2 separate regions of the Mus musculus genome follow, and region 2 is linked to region 1. A link is a loop called in an ENCODE intact Hi-C map of the cell type or tissue named here. Cell type or tissue: heart. All regions are shown on one strand.

Evidence for each region. A loop is a pair of places that touch in the nucleus more often than their neighbours do. Peaks named below come from ENCODE experiments on the same cell type or tissue, not always from the same donor. Only the 100,000 strongest peaks of a DNase experiment are listed, where the experiment ranks them.
Region 2: a loop joins it to region 1, with 2.7 times the contacts of the local background. A loop is called at or near these places in 2 of 42 quality-filtered maps.

Annotation. Positions count from the first base shown.
Region 1 is chr7:127,764,084-127,772,083 of GRCm38, reverse strand. It overlaps Fbxl19 (F-box and leucine-rich repeat protein 19), which reads right to left. Exons shown (of 11, transcript NM_172748.2): 10 at 4,421-4,639; 11 at 3,156-4,332. The coding sequence ends at 4,154. It overlaps Orai3 (ORAI calcium release-activated calcium modulator 3), which reads right to left and starts at 2,269. Exons shown (of 2, transcript NM_198424.3): 1 at 1,868-2,269. The coding sequence starts at 2,095. In heart, a CTCF peak has its summit at 3,586; DNase peaks (open chromatin) are centred at 2,273, 3,083, 3,863, 4,213 and 1 weaker place; H3K4me3 peaks cover 2,557 bases; H3K27ac peaks cover 3,390 bases; H3K27me3 peaks cover 353 bases.
Region 2 is chr7:127,584,017-127,592,016 of GRCm38, reverse strand. Ccdc189 (coiled-coil domain containing 189) reads left to right here and starts at 3,422. Exons shown (of 9, transcript NM_001033040.3): 1 at 3,422-4,140; 2 at 4,422-4,453; 3 at 5,129-5,194; 4 at 5,573-5,742; 5 at 6,493-6,563; 6 at 6,756-6,872; 7 at 6,964-7,024; 8 at 7,104-7,196. The coding sequence starts at 3,928. It overlaps Rnf40 (ring finger protein 40), which reads right to left and starts at 3,319. Exons shown (of 20, transcript NM_172281.2): 1 at 3,206-3,319; 2 at 2,889-3,092; 3 at 2,338-2,505; 4 at 2,119-2,260; 5 at 1,304-1,510; 6 at 581-702; 7 at 338-484; 8 at 180-254. The coding sequence starts at 3,020. In heart, no CTCF peak of the experiment used is centred here; DNase peaks (open chromatin) are centred at 2,306, 3,376 and 3,776; H3K4me3 peaks cover 2,747 bases; H3K27ac peaks cover 1,797 bases.

The DNA.
Region 1 (8,000 bases):
CTCTGTATAGCCAAGAACAACCTTGTTTGTTCTTTTTTATTACCTCAAGTGCTGGGATTATAGGTGTGCTATACGCTATACCATGTTTGTTGTTGTTTAAATGGAAATTGAACCTAGGATTTCCTGAATGGTAGGCAAATACTCTACCAACTAGAACTAGGCTAGATTCACAGCCTGTGAATATGATTTGTATGTTTTAACTTCAGGCCACCTGGGTTTAGGAAGATATCTCCCATTTCTGTTTGTTGGTTTTTGGAGACAGGGTTTCTCTGTGTAGCCCTGGCTGTCCTGGAACTCACTCTGTAGACCAGGCTGGCCTCGAACTCAGAAACCCGCCTGCCTCTGCCTCCTGAGTGCTGGGATTAGAGGCGTGCGCCACCACGCCCGGCCCATTTCTTACAGATCCCGAGATTACTGTGGTGCAGGGATACAGTGGTACTTACAAAAATAAAACTGAGTATTTTGGGGAATTGGGCCACCGCAGATAGTAGGCAGGTGTGTTCACAAACAGGGATCTGGGCCAGGCTTAATTCTGGTGTCTCCCAGGGTCCAACCCAGGGTTCTTTGTCAGGACTGGGGGCGGTCCTAGAACCTACACATTCAGCCTACTGCTCCTCAGAGAAAGCCCTCTCACACTGACACCACAACGATCTGCTCTGCAACTTCTGCTGCACACTGTACTGTTCCTTTAGAAGCAGGCGGAGCCACGTGGTTCAAACACAAGCTGCTGTGCCCTTCTTTCTGTGGTGCTGATTCCTTTCAGTCAAATGTCCTCAGGAACTATGGGGCTGTTTGGGGGAAATCTGGGCCCCTTACAAGCAACAGAGCAAGAGCAACCTTTAAGATTACAGATTCTTTCGTCCTGATATTGAGGTTGCAGAAAAAAGGGAGGTATTGACCTAAGTTACTTTTATATGCCCTCACCTTAGCTCCCTCCAAGGCCTATTTACACAAGGGTACATTATGAAGGGTGCCCTCCCCCCAAGTGTGAAGAAAACTGAAACTAGCAGAGCTTCACTCCACACCCATACCCTGCGGAGCATCCTTGTCTAAACAGCAGCTTCCATGTAGTCTAGATAGCACACTGTTCTAGAAGAGCCTCCTTTGCTAAGCGGAGCTTGTTCTAACACACCTAGTTCTAGGGGGTCTCCATAAGAATCCCACATCCTCCTGGACAAAAGCTTGGCAGACCACAGAGACAGCACCTTCTATGATGTCACAACTTCCTAAAGATGGCAACTGGAGTGGATGTCGACTTGGGGCCGCACAGCTGGCCCTAAGTAGGGAGGAACCAGGACACATCTGCAGGCCACACTCTGGAATCTTCAGTTCCACTTCCCGGGGCCACTGCTGGGACCGTTAGCTGACATTATCCTCCCACACCTGCAGTTTATCAGACTTATCTGCTAGCTCCCTGATCAGCTTCCTTCCCCAGCAGCTTCCTCATGGTTTCTTAGTTTTCCCGGCAATTCTCTGTGCCTTCTGAGAGGTGGGCCCTTCAGTCAAATGACTCTCACATACACTATCCCCCTTCCCCGATCTGGTTGATATAGGCTCTCATTCAGCTTTGACTGCCTTTCAACTCTCGAGGACTTGGTAACTAAGCCACTTCAGACTTTCCCCCCACCAGTCTGCATCTGCTGACCTCTTTACTCCCTTCTTCCACGGCATTTCTGGGACCGATCTTCAGTCTGTTTATATTCCTAGAGCTGTGCCCGACATAAAGGGTTTTTCCAGTCCCTTGGGACTTAGCTCCTTCTTTTATCCTAAAGAAACCCTTTTATTCAGTCCAGTACTGGGGACCCATTTTCTTGACTTCTCCCACCACGTGCTTTACCCACCCCGTGTACCCCCTCCCACCCCTCACCATGGCGAAGCCCGACAGCAGAGCAGATGTGCGGCTGGAGGCTTTGAGCTTAGCCCGGCTGAGGTAGAGGCGGCGCCAGCTGAGCGCCCGCAGAGAGTGCTGACTGGCCCCCATAAGGTCCAGGTAGCCGCGGTGCACGAACTCCCGGTACGTGGCTGAGCCCGCGGGGCTGTCCACCTCCGGGTTCAGCGGGGCCTGTTCGCCCGTGTCCCCCTCGCCGCCCTTCATCCTGAGAGCAGTTACACCACAAGCGCAGATGGTCAAGGAGGGGCCGAGGCGCCTTGTATCCCCAAGAAGGGACGGCCCAAGCGCGGGTGGGACCCCATCCTGGGTGGCAAGGCAGACCCAGCGGGAACAGTTACGGACGCGTCTAGAAGGCCCAGGGGCCGAAACAGGAACTGGGGCAGGGGCGGAGCCCGGTGACCACATGATTGGGTGGAGCCGTGAGACGAACCCCTGCAGTCTGCCCACGGGCAGAGATCTCAAGGGACCCTCTAACCCAGGCCACGACGTGAATGCTCAGCCTCAGCTTTTGCTGGGACTTTGCTGGCCTCAGACCACCCAGTGTATGTACCTGGACATTCACAGGTGTCCAGACTTCCACACTCCTCTTTGAGCAGTCATCTCAGGAAAATTAAGCCCATTTTCCTCCCAGAGACCAAAGGAGCCCCTTCCACCATCCCTACCCACCACTCAGACTCGACACCGCAGACAGACACAAAAAGTCAGCGGCCCCGGCTAGATTCTGAGTTTTATAGCAAACCTTATTGTACAGACTTGTGGGGTTAGGGGTCCAGCCCGGCTGGGTGCCCCACTTGTCCCTCGCCGGGGTGCCTCCTCCCCTCCCGCAAGCGGCCCCACCGTCAAGCCTTTCTCCAACCCCAGGCCCCCCCTCCTGCCTTTGGTCCGCCCAGCCCCCGCCCCCAACCCGCGCACCTTCCTGTTACCTGAGGTATGTGGATAGATTCCCCTCCCCCCACCCCCATGTAGTACAATCCAGTTCCCCCTGGCCTAAGTTGAGTGGGACCTAGACCTGACTCCTCCCTCAGGCTCTTGAGACCCCACCCCCACACTGGAAGAAGGAAAGGGGTGGGAAGAGGGGAGGTGCCAAGAGTCTGTTACTAAGTTCCCACAGCAACTAAGAGGGACCGTTTCCAGTCTTAGCACTGATTTCCGGAGGTGTCCATTGGCTGCTATTTCCATGGCAACCAGGAGTGGCAGTTCCCTGGGCAAATGGGACACGAGTTTCCATGACGATGAAAGAATGGGAAGAGCCAAACTGGAGGAGTCCCATCTTGCCCATCTTTAAGCTGACATTTCCCCACCCCAACTCAAGTGAAGGGTGGAGCTGTTCAAGACAGTAATGCAAGAGAGCTAGGGGTGGGACAGTCCAAACTGGGTACCCATAGCCCAGTCTCGGTCAAGCTGGTCCCCTCACATCACACTCCCCCAAGTCCGAGATTCCCCCGGTTCAAGTAACACTTCAGTACAGATGAATGTTCAAGTATTGTGTAGAGAGCCAGGCAGGGGTCTGGGCTACCCCTCACCACTCCCCTGGGCCACCGAGCTTAACAGCAGGTAGACCCGCGGCCCCTACTCCTTGCAATAGCTGCCATTTTCAGTGACGTTCAAGGAGTCAAGGTCGGGGAAAACTGAAATCTGGGTAGAGGGAAGGGGAGAGAGGCAACCCTACGCAGAGGGTACTATCCCCACATCTGCTCCTCTCCCAGCCCCCAGTCCTGGCATTACCTGGCTTGTAGCGCCCCCTGTCTTGACACTCGGATCCCCAATTGCTCCTCTGTTTTCCCTTTTTGGCCCCCCATCCCACCCAACTGGTCTTTGTTCCCTGAACCCTTGTTGGTCTGATTTCTGCCCTCCCCACACCCATCCATCGCCTCCCCCAGCCCCCAGTATCCTGTGTACAAGATACCATGTCACCTCATTTTCCCTACTCCAGACTTGCACCTTCACCGCCCCTCCCTCCCACCATCCCTTTGGCTCAGCACCTCCCCAGTACCTCTTGACCCACTCCCCAGAGGGGATGGACAATGAAGCAGGTGAAAGGGAGAGATGGGAAGCAAAGACCCCCAGAGATATCAGTGCAGGTGGGAGAGAGGGAAGGCTGGCTCAAGTCCCTGGGCAGGAATCCCAAGTCATTAAACTGAGGAGTGCCAAGTCATGAAGAAAATAACCTGGCCTCCCAACAGGGGGTGAAATGAAGGCAAGAGGTCCAGGTTCTCTGGCTGAGTCCTGGGGAAGGGAAGGGAAGGGGGCATCGGCACCCAACTAGCTGTCCTTGAGAAGCAGTTTCTCTTCTGGGCAGCGAAAGGGGCCAGGGGGCCCAGCAGCCGCCAACCGGGCACAAGCTTCAGGTGAGAGCTGGCGGCAGGAGCGTAGGTCCAGGCGGCGAAGACGTGGGCATCGACGGAACAGTGGAAGGCAGTGGTCCGTGAGGCGGTGGCACCCTGCGTAAGGGGCAGCAGCAGTTGAGATTAGACAGCTAAGGAGGTAGCACACGGTAGACAGGGACTTCACACGGGGGATCGCACTTACCAGCGAGATTGAGGTGCACCAGTGTTTCTCGAAGAGGGGAAGTAGGAGCCGTGAGGAGGTGGACACTGGGGTCCCCAACGTGGGCGCAGTGACTCAGGTCCAGGGCACTGAGCTGGGGAGCGTGGCGCAACAGGAGCCTCAGGGAGGCATCTGTGAGCTCCAGACCAGCTAGGCGAAGTTCTGCCACCCCCTGCAGTCGGCCTCGACTCTCAGTTTGCCCTAGGCAGATAAAGTAGTATTAGCGCTCCTCCCAGCCTGTCCTCGTGGTCTTCATTATCTGCCCTACACCTGCTCCCAACAAGGGAGTCTCCTCAACTGCTGCTGCTCCACATGACTGGCTCTTCACAGCAACACGTGGCATCTCAGCTGACCTGCTCCTATCCCCTCAGGGAAACCTTCCGGGAGAGCTCTCAAGTCTCAACATTCCTCAGTCCTAAGCCCCCATCTCAGGGATCTGATACACTGTATACATTTTTGCTTTTTGACCCTTTCCTCCCTCCATAGAAACGGCAGTTCCAAGCAAGCAGGAACTTTTGCTCAATGCTCTGTCCCTAGTAGGATGCTCGGTGTCTTTACCCATTATCCAATAAACAGCACCCTCCACCCTCCCGTGACTACAGAGGCTCAACAACAGGCTTGCTTGAACTCCTTTCATTCGTTCTGCACCAGAACCCGGTCTGACTGCAGGCACCCTCCCCACACCCTTGCTATGTAACTCTGCCTGGACTGAATTGCCTGTGTAGACCTACTTGGCCTCAAATTAGCAACAATTCTCCCACCTCTACCTCCTGAGTGCTAATGCCCGATCTACTTTCTGGTATCAAGAAAAGCATTCTCAAACACAAATGAAATAGTATCTCTTCTCTACCTGACCTTTTCTGGTGGTGTGTGCAGGTTAGGCTTTTTGTTTTGTTCTTTTGTCAACTTGACACAAGCTAGTGTGTCTTCATCTGCAAAGAAAATGTCAACTTAAGAATGTTCTCCACTGTCGGGCAGTGGTGACTCACACCTTTAATCCCAGCACTTGGAAGGCAGAGGCAGGCGGATTTCTGAGTTCGAGGCCAGCCTGGTCTACAGAGTGAGTTCCAGGACAGCCAGGGCTATACAGAGAAACCCTGTCTCAAAAAACAAAAAACAACAACAAAAAAAGTTCTCCACCAGATTAACCTGCAGGCTAGTCTGTGAGGGCATATATATATTTTTTATGTTCATATCATGTTCAATTCATGACATGAGATGGCCCAGCTCATTATGGGCAGTGCCACCCTATGGGCAGTGCCACCCTGGGCAGGTAGACCTGAGTAGTATAAACATGCAGGCCGAGCAAGCCACTGAGTGCAAGCCGTGCAAGCCAGTAAGATGTGAACCTCCATGGCCTCTGCTCTGCTCCCCGTCCTGCCCGAGGTCCTGCCCTGACTCCATACTGAACTCTAAGCTGTAAGATGAAGTTAATCCTTTGCTCCCCGAGGGCCTCTGGGGACTTCATGTTTCATCACAGCAATAGAAACCAAGGCCTGGCTAACTCCCTGATACAGCATTCATCTCTCTGAGTCCCACCGTTGTCTCAGCTTCACTGAGGCTACATTCCACAAGTGGCTCTGTCCACAAAACCCTACTGGGATGACCTACACTCAAGAGACTGCTAGCCACTGCAGAGTGAGTCCAGAGGCAGCCTCCTCCCCTATCTCCGGGGGAAAGAGTTCAGAGTCCTCCTACCCCCACACTACTGGCCTAAGTCCCTGAGGTGGACTGCTGGCCCCACCCCAGAATTGCAGCAAGCCCAGAACTGCACAAGGCCCAAGATCTTAGATTTACTTTCCTTCCAAATTCTCTTGTGATAATACTGCTGAGCCTTTAACTCCACTTGAAGAAGCCAAGCCTTGAGGCTCAGTAGTTAACCACATATACCACTCTTCCAGAAGACCTGAGTTCAATTCCCAGGACCCAGTATGCATTCTGACACCCCTGGCCTATGTAAGCACCTGCACTCATGTGAACATACCCCCTACACAAACATATACATATAATTTAAAATTTAAAAAAAAATGTAAGAAGGAAGCCACATTTCTATTTAATCACTTCTGCTTACAGATGAGAACACCTGTCCCAGAGCACATGATTACAAAATAGCAGAGCCAGGACCCCAGAGCACCTGATTACAAAATAACAGAGCAAGCTAGGACCCCAGGCCAGGGCTGACTCACACTCTTATCTCATTTTATAACAATACCATAGTCACTTGCCAGGCAGTAACCTGGCTCTAAAAAATACATCACCAGACATCACAGTCCAAGGTAAGTTGCCAAAACTGTGCTGTGGCATATGACATCTGCACAGTGCTAAAACTCTGTGTGTGTGTGTGTTGGGAGTTGGGGGGGAATGCTGAACATAGGACCTCACGCATGTAGAGTGAACCCTCACCACTGAGCTGTGTCCTCATTTCCCTTCTGAGACAACTGTCTCCAAGTAGCCTAGGCTTGCCTTTAATTCCTGATTCTCCTGCCTCAAATTCCCCAGTCCCTAGGATCACAAGAATGCACTGCTAGGCTTCCATTAGAATTACTCTTTATTTGAAATTTGTTTTTAAGACAGAATTTTAATATTTAGCTTAGGCTAGCCTCAAATGTACTGGGACTACACAGTGGGCCACCATACCACTACATAAGCCTGGCTTATATAGTGACTAACAGAAAAAAAAATTATTATTATTTGGGGACTGGGGTGGAGGGAGAGAAGGTTTCTCTGTCATGGAACTTGCTCTGTAGCCTAGGCTGGCCTTGAACTCAAGACAGCCACTTGCCTGTGACTTCTGAGTGCTGGGATTAAAGGCATGCATCACCACTGCCTGACTACATTTTTTTAGGGGTATGGGTGTTTTTCCTGTATATATGCCACATATGTACAGTGCCCAAGGAAGCAAAAAGGGATCCTCTGTGACTCGAATGACAGACTACTGTGAACCACCATGTGGGTACTAGGATTCAAACCCAGGTCCTCTGGAAGAGCAGTCACCGAGCCAGCTCTCCAGATACTAAAAGGACTTTTGTTTTTATTTTTTGAGACAGGGTTTCTCTGTATAGCTCTGGCTGTCCTGGGACTCACTCTGTAGACCAGGCTGGCCTCAAACTCAGAAATCTGCCTGCCTCTACCTCCCAAGTGCTGGAATTAAAGGCGTGCATCACCATTGCCCAGCTAAAAGTACATTTTGATATAGAAATTTGGATACAGCGGTTTTCTTGAAAACCCATCCTTACTTTACCCTGACAGTGAACAGCAACATCAGGGCTGCTGGTACTGCTCCCTAAGGTCTGGCACCTAAACACATAGCTTCTGTTAGCTCTACCTCTGTGCGCATTCAACATGGCAAGCCCAGGTTTCTACCCCTCCACATGACTCTGACGAGCACATTTACAGACTGGCCGCAGCTCAGTCGACCAGAAGAAAGGTCATTTAGAACTTGTGGGAAGAAGGGCAGGGGCCATTAGTATATGTCCTCCATTAGTATACGGTGAGAAATGCAACCATGTTAAATCATCTCAGAGCTGAGACAGTTTTCGGGAATGGAAGGGAGCAAATGATC
Region 2 (8,000 bases), 180 kb after region 1:
TCGTCCTCTTCAGCCCGCCTAGCTCCTAGCAGTTAAGTTCTGCAATTATTTAATAAACAAGTGTAGAAAGGAATGAAAAAAAAATGTGCAGCAATGCCAGGAAACGGACTCTGATGAAGATGCCTGCCCTCAGGAAAGTCCGAGGCAGACCTGGAGGGGAGGGGGAGGAGGCTGCTTACCTTCTGCATGCTGAGTGTAATCTGGCCTCCCTGAAAGCCTGTGGAGCTCCCAGACACATAGTAGCCGGAGTTGAGCTGCAGAGAAAGAAGACACAGTGGATGCAAAGGGCAGAAACCGGGGCCCCAAGTACTCAATTTGGTCCCATCCACTCTCGTACCTGCTCCAAGGCCTCTGCCAAGTGCTTATTGAGCTTCTGTTCTCGCTTGCGCAGCTTCTCAATGTCCCACTGCAGGTCCTCCACTGTGGTCTCCATCTCTAGGACCTTGGTCTCTGTCGATGTCACTTTATCTTGGAGCTCAGAGTACTAGGGGCAGTGGACAGTGGCCTGTTTCCTGAGGTCCTCGGATAGCAAACCCAAACCCTGCCCAAGTTCTAACCGCACCCAAAGCCCAACTCCTACCTCCAACGAGATGCGGTGGTGTTTCTCTTGCAGCTGAGTGGCCAAGTCCTGTAGCCTACGGTTCTCTCTGCCTAGCTCCCGGGTGCGCACCCGTGCCACCTCCCCAGGGGCCTCACTGTCCCCTGGGAATGCAAAGCCTGGATGAGAGCCAAACCCTGGATAACCAAGGAAGAACTAGCTGATCCCGGAGTCCCTGGATAACCAAGGAAGAACTAGCTGATCCCGGAGTCCCTGGATAACCAAGGAAGAACTAGTTGATCCTGGAGTCCCTGGATAACCAAGGAAGAACTAGTTGATCCTGGAGTTTCTGTGCTCAGTGTTATGCACCAGCTATCTCACCAACTGCTTATGACAAACTCAGACTAAGCTAGCTCACAGAGGGACCATTCAGCCAAGAAAATGGACACTAGGGAGGAGAATTAAGGGCAGGAGGAAAAAACCCCTTGCCTCAAAAAGCCTGGGCACTTGCCTCTCAGTGTAGTGGGACAATAGCTACCCCTGAGGTTGGTGCAAAGTTCCAGAGAGCCCTCCTGCTGAAGGGCTGTGACCCTGCCAGCATCAACAGCTCCTCCAGCCGTCTCTCTAGAGCCCCACTTCAGGAACTAAAGCTGAAATCCCCGTCTGAACTAAGTTGTCCCAACAAGAACAAGGCTGACATTTACTGGGGACTCTGAACAACGCAGGCCAGGGTGGATTTCTCAGGGTAGGGTCCACAGAACTAACCCCGGCTGTATACTCGCTGACAGAGTTCTTCCACCTGCCGTTGCAGGCGGTCCGAGGCCTCGACCACCCGAGACACGGCAGCCTTGGAGAATTCCATCCGACCCTGCAGCTGCAGCTCCACTTCCTCACAGCTGCTGGCGCCCAGTGCCACCACAAAAGCCAAGGCCGGCTCACTGAGAGGGGCTCGAAACTGCACTGGCAGCGGTTCTGGAAGGGACAGAGAATCCTCATCAGAATGAAAGGCCACAGCAGGGACCATCAACCTCTACCAAGTCCCAGAATAAGCTGCTTGGTATTCCATGGCTGCCGGGTGGTGGTGGCGCACACCTTTAATCCCAGCACACTCTGAGTTTGAGGCCAGCCTAGTCTACAGAGTGAGTTCCAAGTCAGCCAACATTACACAGAGAAACCCTGTCTTGAAAAACCAAAATAAATGAATTAATTGATAAACAGAAAGACTTCTGCTTCTACTTTTCAGAAGGCTGGGATTATGAAAATCCAATTAGATTCTAAAACTTTGTTCATTCCATTAAAAAAGAATATTAAAAAAACCAAAAAAAAAAAAAAAAACAAAAAACCCATGTTTTTAAGACAGAGTCTCACGATGGGCGTGGTGGCACACGCCTTTAATCCCAGCACTCGGGAGGCAGAGGCAGGCAAATTTCTGAGTTTGAAGCCAGCCTGGTCTACAAAGTGAGTTCCAGGACAGCAACTTCTGCTTCCCAAGTGCCGGGCATTTCGGTAGCCCCACATCAAAGTCACCTCCTCCTCAAAACCTTTCTGAGAACATAAGCTCCCCAGGGCCCTGGTCCTACCCCTCAGATCTGATGTCCCTGGGTCTGGTCGAGGGATCACATCACGGGTCAGGCCCTCTTGGCACCCAGGCACCTCTGTCCCTGAAGACAGTTCCCTCTGGTTCTCGTAGCACTGGAGGAGGGCTTCTACAGTTTCATCCAGCTGAAAGAAGAAAGAACAAGAGGTTAGGAATGCCTCAGGGCTTCTCCCAGTAGGACGCTCGCTCTTCAGGCATCCACCTGGGCCCAGTAGCGGTTGACGATGAGGAGTGTGGCATCATCAGTGGCCTGCCTCTTCTCCAATTTCTCAATTCTCTCCCGGAGCTCATCCTCGCAGGCTTGCCGCTGCTCCAACCGCTCCGCCAGCTTCTTGTTCTTGAACTGCAGTACCTTGGAATCCATCTCCTCCTACCAGAAGGGAAGAGGCAGAGTGTCGGGCAGGACCCTGAACCATCACTGACACACAATAGGACAAGGATTAGACTGAAAGGGGAGAGGTATATAGCAAGGCTCAGACACTTGCAAAGAGAATATGCTAGTCATGAGAGCTTCACATTCCGTTCCTGCCCCTACCTGTTTCCAACTCAGACACATCACACAGGACTTACGGGAACATATGTGCGCATAAGTAAAAGGCCAGAAGGGACTCCGTAAAGTTGTTCTCTGATCACATTCACGCCGTTGGCACACCCACCCTCACCACCCGGTTTGTGTATATACACACGAGCACACACAAGATTCCAAACACTTTGGGCGCAGGCCAAATGTGACTTTCGCAAAAGCCCACCAACCGTGGAAGAAATGCCGCCGAGACGAATGGGTTCGATTAGAGTGGTCGTGGTCTTCTCCTCGCGGTTCATCTTCTTCTCTGGGGGTCCTGAGCCCCCGTCGCCGGCGGCGCGCTTGTTGCTGAGGCCAGACATAGCGGCGGTGGCGGAGGGGCAACTCAGGGCTCTCCGGGGCTGGCAGGCGGGTGGAGGCGGCACTTCCGTCACCTGCAGAAAACAGAGAGCTGAGCTGTGGATGCGTCTGGAGCTCCGCAGTCCTGAGCGTCCCCCTGGACATATCTCCCGGACCCCGCCCCCGCCGGACGGGGGTCCGCACTTACCGTAGGGTCAGCCAAGCGCCACCATCTTGGATTTCACCGGACGTCACCGGCCGCCAGACGCACAGCGCAGGCGTCAGAGCCGCTCCGGATGTGGCGAAACTTATTTCCTGTTTCTATTGGTAGCTCTTGGTTCCTCCTCTCGAGTCTTTTAGTCCCACCCCTCCAACCCCGCGACGGACTGTATTTCTCTTAATGATTGGCCAGCAGGCGGTTCCCATAGTTACTGACCCCGCAGTTGCACTAGGAGATGGAGGGGTGGAGCCTTTGCTGCTGTTCGGGGTACTCGGTACACGACCCCTTGTAACTCCAGATCCAGAGGATCCGTCATCCTCTCCTGGCCTCCGCGGAGCCCTCCCGAACATCCTGTACATATGTGCGCACACGCACGCACAAACACAATCTTTTAAAGATTTAAATTAAATCTTTAAAAAGACCGACCCTCAAAAGCACCCTTACAAGCAACTTCTAAGAGGCACGTGCAACTCGTTACGCATGCGCTCTATCTTTTCAATGATTGGCGTGGGCTTGTACTTTCTACTTTCCTTAACAACGGTCACCGGGGAGACAAGTTGGGAAGACGCCCTCTGCGGATTGGCTGCCTCTCGCTTCACCGCCTCTGAAGAAACACTAGAAGGGGCAGGACCGGGCTTTGCAGTGGGAGAGCTGGCTGTCCCAGAGCCCAGGCTGGAGAGCCCTTGACTGAGGCTAAGAAGGACGAAGAGATGATTACCCCCAGTTCCAGCCAGAGCCTGGGAATGAAGGTGCAGATGGAGTCGGAACAATCTCCCAAATTGCAGGAGGAACTGGACAGGAGTCCCAGCTCGGTGGACGGCTCGGCCATAAGGAACGGAACAGACATGCAGACCGAGTCGCCCGCAGAAGCCACTAGTAGCCCTGTGGAAGTGGCTGAAGATCCTGGAGCCAACTTGTTCCCGGTGAGGGCGGGACAGAGTTGTCCTCTAGTGAATACTTAGGTTTCCCAAAAAAGGTGCCGCCAGTCATTACGTTTATCAACATTAGGGAATTTCCTGGAGTTGCTTTGATTGTAAATAGGCTGCTAAATAGTATTTCGAGCCCACCGAAGCCCGGTTTTACCTATTTTGCTATAGTTAAAATTATAGCACACTCAGACCTGCTAGAAATTCATGAGGTACTAGGGACTAGGGGATACATACTGTCGTATCTATTTGTCCCATAATCTGTCTTCTCTCCGCAGCCACCACTACCCCAGCCCCGGATCTGTATGTGGTGAGTGTGGAGAGCCCAGGGGAAAAGTTACACTTCTCATTTGTATTACTCCTGTAAGGTGTCCTCAACAGTCCTGTCCAGCCAGGGCTCTCCAGTTTTACAAAGATGAGACTGAGAAGTGCTCAAGGTAACGAGTCACCAGCGTGCCAGGTGCCTCAGTGTAAAGTGGCGGTGTGAGAAGGGAGGCAAAGGCAGGAATGTACACAGCTGCAATGATGGAGCACTGTGCACACCGATGCCAAGGCCCAGGGGACTTCATCAAGGTCACACAGAGCAAGACAAGGACTCAAAGTTGTTTTTTGGGGGGTTTTCAAGACATTGTTTCTCCTTGTAGCTTTGGCTATCCTGAAACTCACTCTGTAGACCAGGCTGGCCTCAAACTCAAGAGATCCGCCTGCCTCTGCCTCACAGTGCTGGGTACAGTGAGTGTACCACCACTACCTGGCACAACTCTTTTCTAATCAGTGGGTTTATAAATAAAAAAAAAATCTGCTAAATCTACAGACTGGATTCTAGACCATGATGTTCCCCGTTGACAGTGAAATGATTTGCTAAAGGTTCCTTAGCAAGTTCGCCAAGTCTCAGCTCCTGATCCCCACTGAAACTCTCCAAGTTGCAGCCCCATCGGGGAAGTTGTATGAACCACCAGTGATTTGTCTCATCTTTTCCTGACAGGAAATACCTGGACATCCATTCTATGCACAGACTGGAGAAGGCAGCCACTGTGGAAAAGATGAGAGAGTATGGGTTTGAGTTGGGCGAGACTGAACTCTTGGGAGGGGAGACACAAGAAATGACAAACTTTAAAGTATAGAGTGAGTGTCAGGCAATGGAGACGAGAAGAGGCTTGTGTTCAGGGCTGCAGAGGCAGCTCAGCCATTAACAGCAATGGCTGTTCTTCCAGAGGACCCAGGTTTGGTTCCCAGCATCCACATAGTCTATAACTCAAGTTCCAGAGGATCCAATACCTTCTTCTGGTCTCCATGGGTACCAGAAAAGCATGTGTTGCACATATACAGGGAAACTACCCATATAATAGAAATAAATCCTAAGGTGAGGTGGGGGGCGGGCGAACCCCTGCTGTCTGTCACTCATGCCTCTTCCACCCCCCCCCCCAAGGGTTCTTGCTGAGCTCTTGGAGCTTGGCTTTCCTGAGCAGAGCCTGCGGGATGCCATTATCTTGGACCTCTTCTCCCACGCACTTATCTTCTGCCGCCAGCAGGGCTTTTCACCAGAGCAGACATCAGCAGCCTGTGCCATGCTCCAAGATCTTCACAAGGCCTGTGTTGGTGAGGAGAGGGAGGTAGCCACCAAAAGGTTTGAGCCCTAGGAGAGGAGGCTGGGCTGGCAGAAGTGACCGTGGAGAACTAAAGTAGGGAACCTGCAGTCTGGGATTTGTGTTCCACCATAGGTGGTATTAATGTACCACATTTATCACCTTTGAGAGCTTCCCTTATTAAGAAATGAAACACATAGTACTAATATTATGGGTCTGTTCTGAGAAGTATCTAAATAGGGGGCTGGGGATATAGCCCACTTAGTAGAGTGCTTGCCTAAGTACAAAATCCTGGGTTCACTTCCAACCCTGTGTACTCAAGTGAGGTGGCACATATCCATAATCCTAGCACTTAGGAAGTTTCTTTCCTAAAAGGCAGATGAGTCAGAAGTTCAAAGTTAGCCTGGGACACGTGACACCCTGTCTCAACAACAAAGTACCTTCCCAATGATGCCGCGTGTGGTAGCTCAAGCCTGACACACCTGCATTCAGGAGGCTGAGGCAGGGGCAATGCCGCTGGTTTGAGGCCAACTTTAGTTCTATACTTTCCGACCAGAAACAAAGCATCCTTCTGAGGGAAGGACCTTGTCTGTCTTTGAGTGCCGAGAAAAGTGTAGAGTGAGAATATGGTGTTTACTGAGTGAATTAACAGAGCGACCAGGACTTACTCCTAAGTCTGCCCCATTCTCCATCTCCTGCTCTAAAAGCAGAAGGAAGAGTAGGCGAGTAGGCGGGCTGACAGCTTCACCTTGTTTCCCTCCAGCTACCCCTCTGGGCAACGTGGAGGAATGCTACCGCTACTTTACCAGCGTTCTCTTTTGTCATGGAATCAGGGTCAGTACCCTGAAACGAAGCCTTCACCCAACCACAGGCAAGATCGGGCCCAAATTCCTGTTCTCTTTCCCACCATCTTCCTCTGAAGGCCACCTGGGGCTTGCCCTGCTTCTAGACAGCTGCTTTTGGCAGACTAGCTGGGTAGGCTTCTGGAGGTTGTCAGGGCACTTACGTCCCGGATTATCGTCACAGCGGCCCCCTTTCAGCATTGACCTCTTTAAAGAGGAACAGCTGCTGGCACTGGCAGACTATGTGGTCAACACCTACTTCCGCCACTTCAAGCTCTACAAATATGTCTTCACCCCACAGGTACTGTGTACAGGCAGTGAGTGGCCACCTGTCTCCCCCTTTCTCTTATGGCAAGTGCTTCCTCTCAGCCTCTCTTCCCTTGTCTCTTCAGGTGCGACTGGACCTATCTTTGACTTACACGGGGTTACAGCCACTCACGCTCTGGCCAGAGGGTAAGATGGGTACAAGTGGGCCAGGTTGGGACTGGGCCAGAGCTGGGGCCAAGACCTCTTCCTGCTTTCTGCTATGCAGAGAAAGAAAACGAGGAGATGATGGTGGTAGAGCAAGTAGCTACTCCACAGGAGGAAGAGCCGGAAACTGTGACGGAGCCAGAGCAACAGCCAAGTGAGCACATGGAAGGGTTAAGGTGCCGCGAAATGGTTGGGCCTACCTGAGCCTTGATCCCTCCCACCTCACCTCAGGCAACCACCATTTTGTCTTGTAGTGCTGGGGAGTGAGATTAGAACCATGTGCAGCAGAGTTCTACCATTCAGGGGGACAGCCTCAGTAACCCACCCACTTTTTTGAGACGGGGTCTCTCTATGTAGTCCTGCCTCTCCTGGCACTTGCTATGTAGACCAGGCTGGCCTCAAATTCCTAGAGGTCTTCCTGCCTCTGCCTCTTAAAAGCTGAGCCATCTCTCCAGCCCTTGTTTCGTTAGACAGAATGACAATGCGTATGAAGGTCAGAGGATCTTTGGAGTCCTGTCTCATTTCAGCTTTCTGTGGGTTCTGAGGGCCAGTCAGGTTGGCAGGCTTGCTTACACAGCAAGCTCCTTTACCCATGGAACCATCCTGCCAACCCTTGTTTTATTTATTTATTTTTTGAAACAAGGTCTTACTGTGTAGCCCAGGCTGGCTTTGAACTCAAGATGCCTCTGTCTAACTCCTGAGTGATAGGGTTATAGAAGTTCCACCATACCCAGCCCAGGACTTTAGTTTTAGTTCCAGTGGCCCCTATAATTTTTGAGCTTTATTTTTTGTTTTTATTTTCTCTATCTGGGAGTTCTGCTTCCATGTTTGTGTATCTGTGCATCACATGTCAGTGCCCACAGAGGTCACCAAGAGGGCAGTGAACGTCCTTGGAACTGGAGTTACAGAGCCACCACATGGCTGTAGAGAATTGCACCCAGATCCTTGGCAAGAGCAG